Regions from separate parts of the Homo sapiens genome. Here region 1 is linked to region 2. Evidence: chromatin loops called from intact Hi-C (ENCODE). Cell type or tissue: endothelial cell of umbilical vein. All regions are shown on one strand. Links, peaks and the distances in the headings refer to the core of each region. The heading gives the core; the rest is flanking DNA.

The links. Peaks named below come from ENCODE experiments on the same cell type or tissue, not always from the same donor. Only the 100,000 strongest peaks of a DNase experiment are listed, where the experiment ranks them.
Region 1: a loop joins it to region 2, with 9 times the contacts of the local background. A loop is called at or near these places in 2 of 110 quality-filtered maps.

Annotation. Positions count from the first base shown.
Region 1 is chr7:12,725,218-12,730,603 of GRCh38, forward strand. No RefSeq gene overlaps it. Among named protein-coding and RNA genes, the nearest start is that of ARL4A, 40 kb to the left of the region's middle. RefSeq lists an enhancer at 3,887-4,410. In endothelial cell of umbilical vein, for the core only: no CTCF peak of the experiment used is centred there; DNase peaks (open chromatin) are centred at 2,464, 3,104 and 4,094; H3K27ac peaks cover 2,526 bases.
Region 2 is chr7:12,859,280-12,864,665 of GRCh38, forward strand. No RefSeq gene overlaps it. Among named protein-coding and RNA genes, the nearest start is that of ARL4A, 170 kb to the left of the region's middle. In endothelial cell of umbilical vein, for the core only: no CTCF peak of the experiment used is centred there; a DNase peak (open chromatin) is centred at 2,002; H3K27ac peaks cover 1,484 bases.

The sequences.
Region 1 (5,386 bases), core at 312-5,311, 130 kb before region 2:
ACTTTGGATATTAGATGTGTACTAGGATTAAGTAAAAATAACTGAACAATGTTCTAAAAATTCTGAGATTTCTATCGGAGAAATATTTACATCTGCAAAATTTTTCCTAGAAAATAAGTTCCCAGAAATGATACATTTTTGATGTCCAATAAATAAATTATTCATTCAATAAAATTGAGTGTTCTTAATTATAAAAACATTTCTTAATCCTGTATGGTATGTTACTTCTACTTAATATGACAAAACTGCTTTCAGACATATTATTAAACTTGAAAAGGGATATTAAGTTTTATTTGGATAGAAGGACTAAATATTTTATAAAATGTATTTAATCATTGTCTGCCCTTTGTTACTTTTCAATATGATAGCCTATAAATATGTAATTGATAACTCTGTAAACTAATAGAAAATTTGAGGTCTATGGTATTGATGTTATCAAGACTCCTTAGATCATTTTAAGTTTTCTTTCTTATTCGTTTTTTTTTTTTTTTTAAGAGATGGGGTCTCCCTTTGTTGTCCAGGCAGGAGTGCAGTGATGCAATCATCACTCTCTGCAGCCTTGAACTCTTGGGCTCAAGCGATTCTCCTGCCTCAGGCGCCTGAGTAGCTTGGACTACCGGCATATGTCACCACACCCAGCAATTTCTTATTTTTTAATTGCAAAGAAAATCTTTACCTTTTTCTTTCTGACTTGAAGCAGGTCATCAGATTGTCAACAGCTGCACCTTTCCTCATTTTGATGCTTATTTACCCCCTTTATTTACCCCCATAGCTACTCCCACACAGCTGAAATAAATGGGTAATTTATTAGAACCCAGCCTCTTAATTAGTTATACACCTTTAACATTGGCTTGAATCTTGGAGGCCCATCCCAGCACCCACATTGGTTCCAAGATTTTCAGCCTAGTGTAGTGGCTATAAATAGCTCATTTCTATCTACACTTAAGTTTTGAAAGAAGGAAAGAAAGAAAGAGAGACAGAAAAAGAAAGAAAGAAAAGAAAGAGAGAAAGAAAGGTTGCTGTAGTTAGAGTCAGAAGAAGAGTTTGTTGAAGAAGTAGAATTTGTTGAAGTTGTTAATTCTGGTAATAACTGCTAACCAGCTGCTAGATAGAAAATATGAAGAGAGAAAAATCGAGCCCTAGGTCACCATTACTTCACTGTGCCTCTGACATTAGCTCTTCCCCCAGGATATACATAGTAAGTAATTATTTTATATATTTCAATTTATTGAGTGTCTAATATACGCAGCAAGCTATCTCAAATCTTCTAATTATGTATTTTTGAAATGAAGAAACTGCCTATCAGGTTAGGTTTGGTTAAATAATGTGTCCAGAGTCCCTTGTACAGTAAATTGTGGGGTCTGGTGTTTCTTCCTAACTGTAGGGACTGTTCTCTTTCCAGGGTGCCTCACTGCTTTTATCCTCAAGTGATTTACTTTAAATCATTTAAAGCAGATCAACTTTGTATCCAAGTGGCTGATTTTAAAAATGACCCATCACTTATCGTATCTGCTGCAGCTCCCCCAACCCCTCCTCAAGCCCAGGTAGCATCAGTGGACTCCTCTTTGGTTGGCTTTCTCCACTACTCCACACCTCCCTCCACCTATTGGGAAGGTGGCCTTCCTTGAAGGTATCATGTCATCGAAGTACTGCTTCCATTAAGTCATAAGTCTACTTAGAGTTGCCTTTGTTCAGAACAAAATAGTCAATTTTTGTGCACAGTATAAAACGAGAGAAGGCCTCGACCAAAACTATCTCCATAGAAATTTCATCAATAGAAATTTGCTCCTTTGGCTTTACAAGCCACTTAAAGCTGTTTAATTTGCCTGAAAGGGTTAACACTTGTTGCCACTATTTAGCTTAAACTGAACCTTTTTTTCAATAGTTTTCCTTCTACCAGTAAGCTGAAATCAGCTTTCTTGAGTAAATGTAAGTTTTAATGCAGGGTGGGGTAGGATGGAGTGAATGAGAAAGGGAAGATGGGTGGATGTGGGCTTTAAGGTATTAATGAAGTTCAGTTTTGGAGTAGAGCCCAAAGGGAGAGCAGTTCTAGAACTCATGCTAGTCTCTTGTAATAATTGGAACTTCCAGAGATAGGCAAAATCTGCTGGCTCCTCCAGAGGAGGTAACACAAAACGCAAGGAATGTGGCTATGGCTCAGTCTTGGAGATAAGATGCATCCCAGTTTTGTTAAGGCCAACTAACTACTAAACTCTGGAAAAGTGGTATTACATCCTTGTCTTCAGCCACAGGTTTTTCCCTAGTGAAAACACTTCCAAGTATATTTTGTCTCATTCATTCTAAGTCCCATCTATGTTTTGGTGAGAAATTATTAGGTTGCATGCTACAAACTCCCACACAACCTGCTTTGGGAATTTTCTTGTAAGCACCCTGGGGACTCTCATGAAAGAAAAGTGCAGCACATATAGCTGGCCTCACGCGAACTGGACATTTGTCAGGAAGTGACTCTCTGTTTTTCTCCCTCCCTAGAGCTACATGATTTTTTGTCCCAGCTTCTCCACGTGTGTCTGCTATATTCTTCGGTCTCTGGAGACTAATTTCCTATAAACATTTCCATATAGGAAGCGTAAAAGAACAAAAATTTGTGGTAGTTGTAGTTGGAGTGTTATAGGACTTGTACAGAAGCTGCGAGCTGACTGTTTTAAATTAGACCGTGTATTAATTTGGGATGGATTGTAGGGGGTTTCAGCTACCACTGACACACCATCACACGTCCCTGTGAATCTGGCCTGTCTGTGAAAATCCTGGCAGATGATTCAATGTGGCCTTTCAGTGTCTCAATTCCAAATTCCTAGACCAGAGAATAGTTGCCCAGCTTCAATCTCTCATCAGTGCTCAACCCATTATTAATATTCCCCTCCTCTTCCAGCATAGTGTTTTGGCCCAAACCAAGAAAGATGCAAGTGAACAGCTTTCTATATATAATAGAGAAACTTGGAGCCCTGTACTGTCCCAGATGTTATCTTATCACCTTGGTATTTCTTTTTCGTACATGGGAACAACAAAGCATGTATCCTGACTTAGAGTGGAAAGCAAAATAAAAGCACCCATTGGTAATAGCCTTCCTCAAATCCCCTGAACCAGACATCTCCCATTTCCTTTGACTAAGCTCATTTCCTGACAGCCAGCCATCTGCCTTTCAGGACTCTTAAATTGTAGTTTACTAAAAAACAAGCAGCTATGTACACTCCCTCTTCACTTGCTGACATCATCTTTGGAAGGTAATTTCTTAGAGTTTTCATCTATGTGAATTCTTTGATGTGATTAAATTGTATACACACACGCACACAAACACCATGAATGTAGTTTAAAGAATAACTGTTCATAAAACTTTAAAAAGTCTAGAAATTGTAAGCAAAATTAAAACCCTTTTTATTTTCAGGCCTTATTTTTTGTTATTTTATTTTGAGACAGTTTCGCTCGTGTCGCCCAGGCTGGAGTGCAATGGTGTGATCTTGGCTCACTGCAGCCTCTGCCTCCCGTGTTCAAGTGATTCTCCTGCCTCTGCCTCCAGAGTAGCTGGAATTACAGGCACATGCCACCACGCCCGGCTAATTTTTGTATTTTTAGTAGAGATGGGGTTTCACCACGTTGGCCAGGCTGGTCTCGAACTCCTGACCTCGTGATCTGCCCACCTCATCCTCCCAAAGTGCTGGGATTACAGGCATGAGCCCCTGTACCCAGCCCAGGCTGACTTTTTTATTTTTGGTAATTTAAAAATTTGAGTCTACTCATAAGGCTGTGTATTTATTGGTGATATTTCTGACAGTTTGTTGTGATACAATTTGAGATGCTGGGCTTCTTCCATTTTTTCTTTCTTTCTTTGCCATGTTTTCGATTTCAATCATTTACCTAAACTTATTTCTTACAACATAAAAAACTGTATTCAGAGCTCACTTTTTTGGATTTCCTCTTCTAAATAAAATAAGACTACACTCCCGCCCCTCTTCCCCACCACCGCCCCACTCCCGCCCCACTATCTTCTGTTTGCAGTTTAGGCCAAAATGTGTGTGATCATTAAAAACAAAAACAGAACTAAACCTCGCAAGCAGGCTGCAGCTCTGGCTGGGTTCCAGGATTCCATTAGCCAGACAATGGGTGGCCCCAGCTGAGCCAACAGGCAGCCTGAGTGTTGTGGGAGGAAGCCTATCTTGCCCTCTTTGGGTGTCGGGCTACCTGAGCAGGGTCTAAGGCAGGTTGAAGCTCGGAATGGGGTAAACAGATTGTTTTGCAAACAGTTGGTAATAAACGTTTAGCATGGCCTGTACTACTTATATTTGCATTAAAAATCAATTAAATTTGGTAGTGTGCATTTAATATTCTATTTTACAAGTTTATTTTTTTCCTCTTAGAATTATTTAAATAAAACTGCAACCAATTTTGGAATAACTACAGGAGAGCAAGAAATAGCTTAGCAGAAAGCTAAAAATAGATATATTCTTTTAGTTTCTTTCTTATTTCCAAAAGACTTAGCACTATACTTGGGATTATAAAGACTAAAACAAATAAAACAATAAAAAATGCAAGGATTAGCATTTCATTGCATTAAATAAGCAACTGCTGCCTTCTATATTTGGATTTTGAATCTCTCAGCAATTTTGTTATTACTCTGTATGAAATTACCACAAGTGAAGAGGACTGACATCTGATAAATGTACAAGCCTGAAGTTATATTTTTGAGAGGACATTTTAATTTAAAAAACAACACATGAAAAAGTCTTTAGTTTACCAAGCACTTTGAAGTATGTTATTTCAGTTACTCCTCCAAATAACCGACACAGTCTCTAGAAGGTACAGTCCACGAAGACAGGGATCTTGGCTAACTAATCATGGCATTCATAGACCCCCCCCTGGAGAAAACCTCTGAGTTCCACTGAACTGTAATGTGCCAAGGTTGTACTGGTACTTCACATACAGAATTTCATCTCATAACAGCACCTCCCAAGAACTCTCTCTTCACCCTAAATTGAGAATTTTAAAAATCACATTTTATAGAAGAGTAAACTGAAGTTCCTATAAGACCTCCCATTCTTAGCAAACTTTTTTTTTCTTTTTTACTCAAAGCCACCATAGCACAAAAAATTATATGCTTAAAGTTATGCAGCTTCTAATTGACAGATCTAGGACATCTATCCATATGTTATGTCTCTAGCTACAGTCCTCTTTCCACCAAATGTCACCTGTTATTGTAATTTTTTTAATCCATCATTATGCAAACACTGAGGAACAGGGAGACATCATAAGCCTGGGCTGGAAAAGAGAGTTAGCTAAGTTGTGGAATGGACCTAAGTGTCCATCAACAAATAAATAGATAAATAAAATGTAGTACATATGCACAATGGAAAACAACTATTCACCTTAATAA
Region 2 (5,386 bases), core at 69-5,068:
TGTTAAGTACTTATTATATGGTTATTGGCCATAATACCAGTTATCTTTTATAGACATCAGTACTCAAACATTTCTTTTGGCCTTTAGTTTCTTACTATCTCTTAAGATTGTTGCCATTTATTTACTATTCTTAGGCTAAACCTAGTTTTGCTAAATGTAGAAATCACTTCAAGATTCATCCTCTAATATCCCAGAGTGTAGGAGTTGAAGTTTCAGAATGGAAAATCTTGTCTTTACGCTTGTGGTCTTTTAATAGGTTTTTTCTTTTTTGAATAGGAGGCTTAGATATAATTAAACTGCCTATCTTTTGATGCTAATGACAAGCACACACAAAGAAACAATTTACGTTGTTTTGTTTTCTCAATATCAAATTGAGAATTCTGTCAATTAAAAAATTTGTGTATATATATCAATTTAATACATATACATATATATAGTGTGTATATATACATATATATATATATATATATATATGTCCATTTAAGCTTTATAAATTTGTCAATTTATAAAGCCTGAAATAGGACAAGTTTTCCTTGCAGTGGTCTTGGTTTTCAGTCACCACACCTTGGAGAATGGAATTTAAAATGTCAGAGAACAGGGGTTGGTATTAGAGATGTCACATTACTTTTCACTATCATGGTTAAATGCACATTATTAAGATTAGAATGTGTTGCTTTCTGACATAAAGAGTTCCCATAACTAAATGTATTGAAGCAGAAACTAATGGCCATTTGCCAGATAACAAGAATGAATTTTTGCATTTAGTTGTAAGAGACGTTTTATTCTAAGTTTCCTTTTAAACTATAAGGTAATTTAAGCTCACTATACGGGAATTCTTCTTTATGACACAAGAATATCAATTACATGCCTCTTAAAGATACCTTCATGACCATTAGCTCACTTGATCTTAACAAGTCTGAAAAATAGGCTGTTAACATTTTTATTCCAATTTTATGGATGAAGAAAATAGAGCCCTAAAATTGTTCCATCTGGCTCGCCTATAAAGTGGCAGAGCCTGGAATAGGACATCGTTTCCCTGGCACTGGTCTTGGTTTTCAGTCACCACATCTTGGGGCTGGAATTTAAAACCCCAGAGAACAGGGATAGCTTGTTCACAGGTGCGAGAGCTTGCTCACATGCTCTTTGTCATATATGTATATGAAAAACACACACATATATATATATGCATATATTCATTTGGAGGATTTATATGAGATGAAATATATAGTATGAGATGTGATCATGTGCAGAATATGATGTAAGGTGAAAATTACAAAGTGGTAGCTCCAATAAGGTTTGAGTTTACATGAGTGTCTCGGGGTTTGAGAGATCCAACTGATGAAGAAATACATACTGTTAAGAGAGAATCAGTGCAAAAGTTGATATTGTTAGGTGAATGACAAATTGTGAGCATCCCATTTGTCATGTATTGTGGCGGAGAGTGAGACAGAAGGAGAAGTTTGACTATGTACTTGTAAAATTCTTGGTACACACATTCTACATGCCATTTTCCAAAGTTTAGGGAGAATATAAACATTAGCAACAAGTCTTTAAAAGCATAAGAAGAAATAAGGGAAAAGGGAAAAGAATATAACAATTTATTATTTAGCCATAATATTGTATTTATATAGACTTTTAAATTAGTTATTTGGAATAAAAGATTCCCAAATTTTAAGTATCAGCTTGGTAATGTGGGGAAATGTATCGGGCATTATGTTCGATTGTAAATATCAATTTTCTTCAAGAAACTCTTTGTGCTGTCTATCTGTATTGAAAACCAGATGGAAAATCCTGTCCATTTTTTATTATTTCCAGTGTGGCTGGTGTTTTATCAGTTGCCAAGTCATGGTCACCTGTGGCTCTGTCTTGGCAGCTATGTGTTTAACAGGCCAGACATTATGTTCACAGGAAGGGCCTCCTGAAGCATAACTAAAAAGCAAATAACTCACATGACCCAGGTTCTGATAATAAGGATTTGCTGAATACATAATTTGACGTGTTTTGCTTTGAGCAGACACACTATCCAGTGCTTTTGTTGGCATCACTGCCAAAGACTTTTGCACACAAACAATTAGTTGCAAGTCGTTTGATTTTCCACACAGGAAACCCAGCACAGAACAGCCAGTCCGCTAAAGATATATCTTCTCTTTTCCTATTGTTTTCATTCTGTTAAACTCCAGCCATTAACACATTAATGGACCCATAACTGGGGCAGAGGACTCCTCAGGGTGTAACACTCATAGTCCCAAGGCTCTCTCTAAATTTAGTTGAAAGACTTTTCATAATCATCAGAGAGTGGAAGCAGTAAATAGATAAGGTGCATAATTGGCTTGCTCTTCTAGAAGATTCTAAATGATGGTCCATTTTCATATATTCTTGGTAGTCTGAAATATGTCTTTCTCCTTTACAATGGTTTCTTCCATATTTCGCATTCTTATGCTGAATGTGGACTGAGTGCTAACACAGATTCTAATTAGCCATTTAATTACAGGCAAGACTATTAAGCTGTTGGGCTTCAATCAGCCTCACCTGTAAAATGAATGGGTTGGAGAATTGAAATCCTTTTCAGTGGTTCTTAATCTGGTCTTCACACAGATATTGACCTAGAGAATTTAAGAACATGCTGATGCCCATGCCCTACTTCTAGAGATTCTGATTTAACGTTCCAGTTTGGTGTATAATCTGGGTAGTACACTACAATATAAGACTTCTCTGCACAGTAGAATCACCTAGGGAGTTTTAAAAAACCAATGCCTGATCTGTAGTTTTCCCTAAAGGTTCTCAGGTGATGGATTACAAAGTGCTACCTAGCTTGAGAGTCACTGCTCCCAAATAACATAACCTGTCATTTTACAAAAAAATATAAAGGAGATATGTATTGGTACTACACAGTATATGCATATCAGATAGCTCGTACCATTTAGGCTGATTACGTTTTGCAGCCCTGCATACTCTGAGCAAACATAGTCGTTAATCCATTTCCTCAGAAAACATTTATTGACTACTCACTATATGCTACATTCGTTGCTAAGTATTTATTACTATTATTTGTAGAGATGGGGTCTTGCTGTGTTGTCCAGGCTGGCCTTGAAGTCCTGGCTTCAAGTGATCCTCTTGCTTCTGCTTCCAAAAGTGCTGGGATTATAGGGGTGAGCAATCACACCCAGCCTTTACCAAGGACTCATAATCATGTTTACAATGTTGCCATGTTCACTAAAGTTTGCTTGAAATGATAAAATAGAAAAATGGGTGTACCTCATATTATGGTCTAAAACTAAAAGTCCATTTCCAGACTAAAAGTTAATGATTATACCTGATTTAAAAATTAACATGGAGCTGGGCATGGTGGCTCACGCCTGTAATCCCAGCACTTTGGGAGGACGAGGTGGGTGGATCACCTGAGGTCAGGAGTTCGAGACCAGCCTGGCCAACCTGGTGAAACCCCGTCTCTACTAAAAACACAAAAACTAGCTGGGTGTGGTGGTGGGTGATTGTAATCCCAGCTACTCAGGAGGCTGAGGCAGGAGAATCACTTGAACCCGGGAGGTGGAGGTTGCAGTGAGCCAAGATTGCACCACTGCACTCCAGCCTGGGCAACAGAGCGAGACTCTGTCTCAAAAAGAAAATAAATAAAAAATAAATAAAAATTAACATGTAGGGTAGGGGCACAGCAAGATGGCTGTATAGAAGTCTCCACTAATTGTCCTGCCTGCAGGAACACCAAATTTAGCAACCAACTACACACAAACAAAGCATCTTCATAAGAATCAAAAATCAGGTACCAGCTTGGCCATGGAGGGTGGAGTACCAAGTGGGCTCTTGGTGTTACTAGATCCTTGGAATGTTGCTTTTCCAGCCAGAAACTTCTGTGACCAGTGGTGCCTTTGCCCGAGTTCTGCTCGGCCCGCTGGGCCCACTCACTCTGGCAGGCTATGCTCAGCTTGCATTACTGGTCACAACTCTGAAGAAATTGGACTGGAGTGATGAGAGGTGTGTAAGCAAGTGAGCGTGAGGGTCCGACCACTGCACACAGTCAGGCATGCTGGCTGCTGTAGTGGGGTGGGCGGTTCCAGGTGCTGGTATAGGTGCTGGCTTACTATGAGGCTGCAGCTGGACCAGGCACACTGCAAGCAACTTCCATGGCTAGAACCAGGGAATGTGGTGGTGCCTGGAAGCTTGGAGACTCCAGGAATTGCAGGGCCCGAAAGAGGGACTCACAGCCCTGGCTTGAGAAGCTCCCAAGTCTGGGATCCCCAAAGGGCCTCAGCTCTATCTTCCTTCTCTCTTCTCTCCTTCTCTCTTCTCTTCTTTTTGTTGCCCGCAATGTGGCAAGCAAGGGGTGTGTTTAGCCTTGTGTTATAGCTGTTTTAGCACTGCCATTCAGCAGATCCTGAATTCTTGCCCTGAGTTCAGGAAGAATGAGGTATGCAGACAAGTGGAGAGTAAGCAAGACAAAGAGGAAGCTTTATTGAGTGATAGAACAGTTCGGAGGAGACCTGCAGTGGGCACCTCCTCTCTGTAGGCAGGTCGTCCTGTCGAGTGTTCAGCTCTCAGCAGAGAGGGAAGTTCCTCTATGCTGCTGGTTATCCTGTCTTCTCCTCAGCTCTCAGCACAGAGGAGACTCTGGGGTGGGCAGCTCCTCTCTGCAGCTGGTTGTCCCATCATCTCCCCATAGTCTCTCTGTCCTGTGCTTGAGTCTGGCGGAGTCTGGGGTTTTTATGGGCCTCAGAGGGGAAGAAGTACATGCTGATTAGTCCATGGGTGGCATGGGCAGACCGAGGGAAAAGCACCACAAGTTTCCACTCCGGTCTGTGGGACTGGTGGCCTGACCCCCAGGCTTCAGGTTCTCCCTGGTTTGAAGGTTGGGCTTCACTGAGGACCAGCCCCCTTCGGCCTAGGAGCCTGTCTGCTTCCTGCTGCTTGTTAATGGCACCCAGACTGTTCATGCCAAGGCATGCCTGCAGGCCAGTACCAGGCTGTCCTCAGTCCCTCCTTGGCCTGCCTCCCCTGCTTGTTGGCACCCAAAGTCTGTAGGGAGGCTGACATCAGGGAGAAGCCAGGCAGTGGAAGCAGGCACTTTCAAGTCTGTGGTAGGGCAGGGGACCATCCCAGGTGCCTGAGAGTGCAGAAATGCCTGAGTTCACAGCTGCAGAAGGGAGGCTGCAGATGCACCTGGGAGCTCCCACCCCACCTGCAGGAGCGGGGCTCCCACTCGTCCCTGGCTCCCATTGGCTCTGTACAGCATGCAGCCCTGGCTGTACCTCCTTGCAGCCCGGGGTGGGGGCTCCAGGTCCTAGCTGGGCCCCTCTCTGCCTGCTCCTTTATGCCCACCTGCACTGCTCTTCCTACATTGGGTGGCTTAGTTTGGACCCATTGCAGTGGCCCC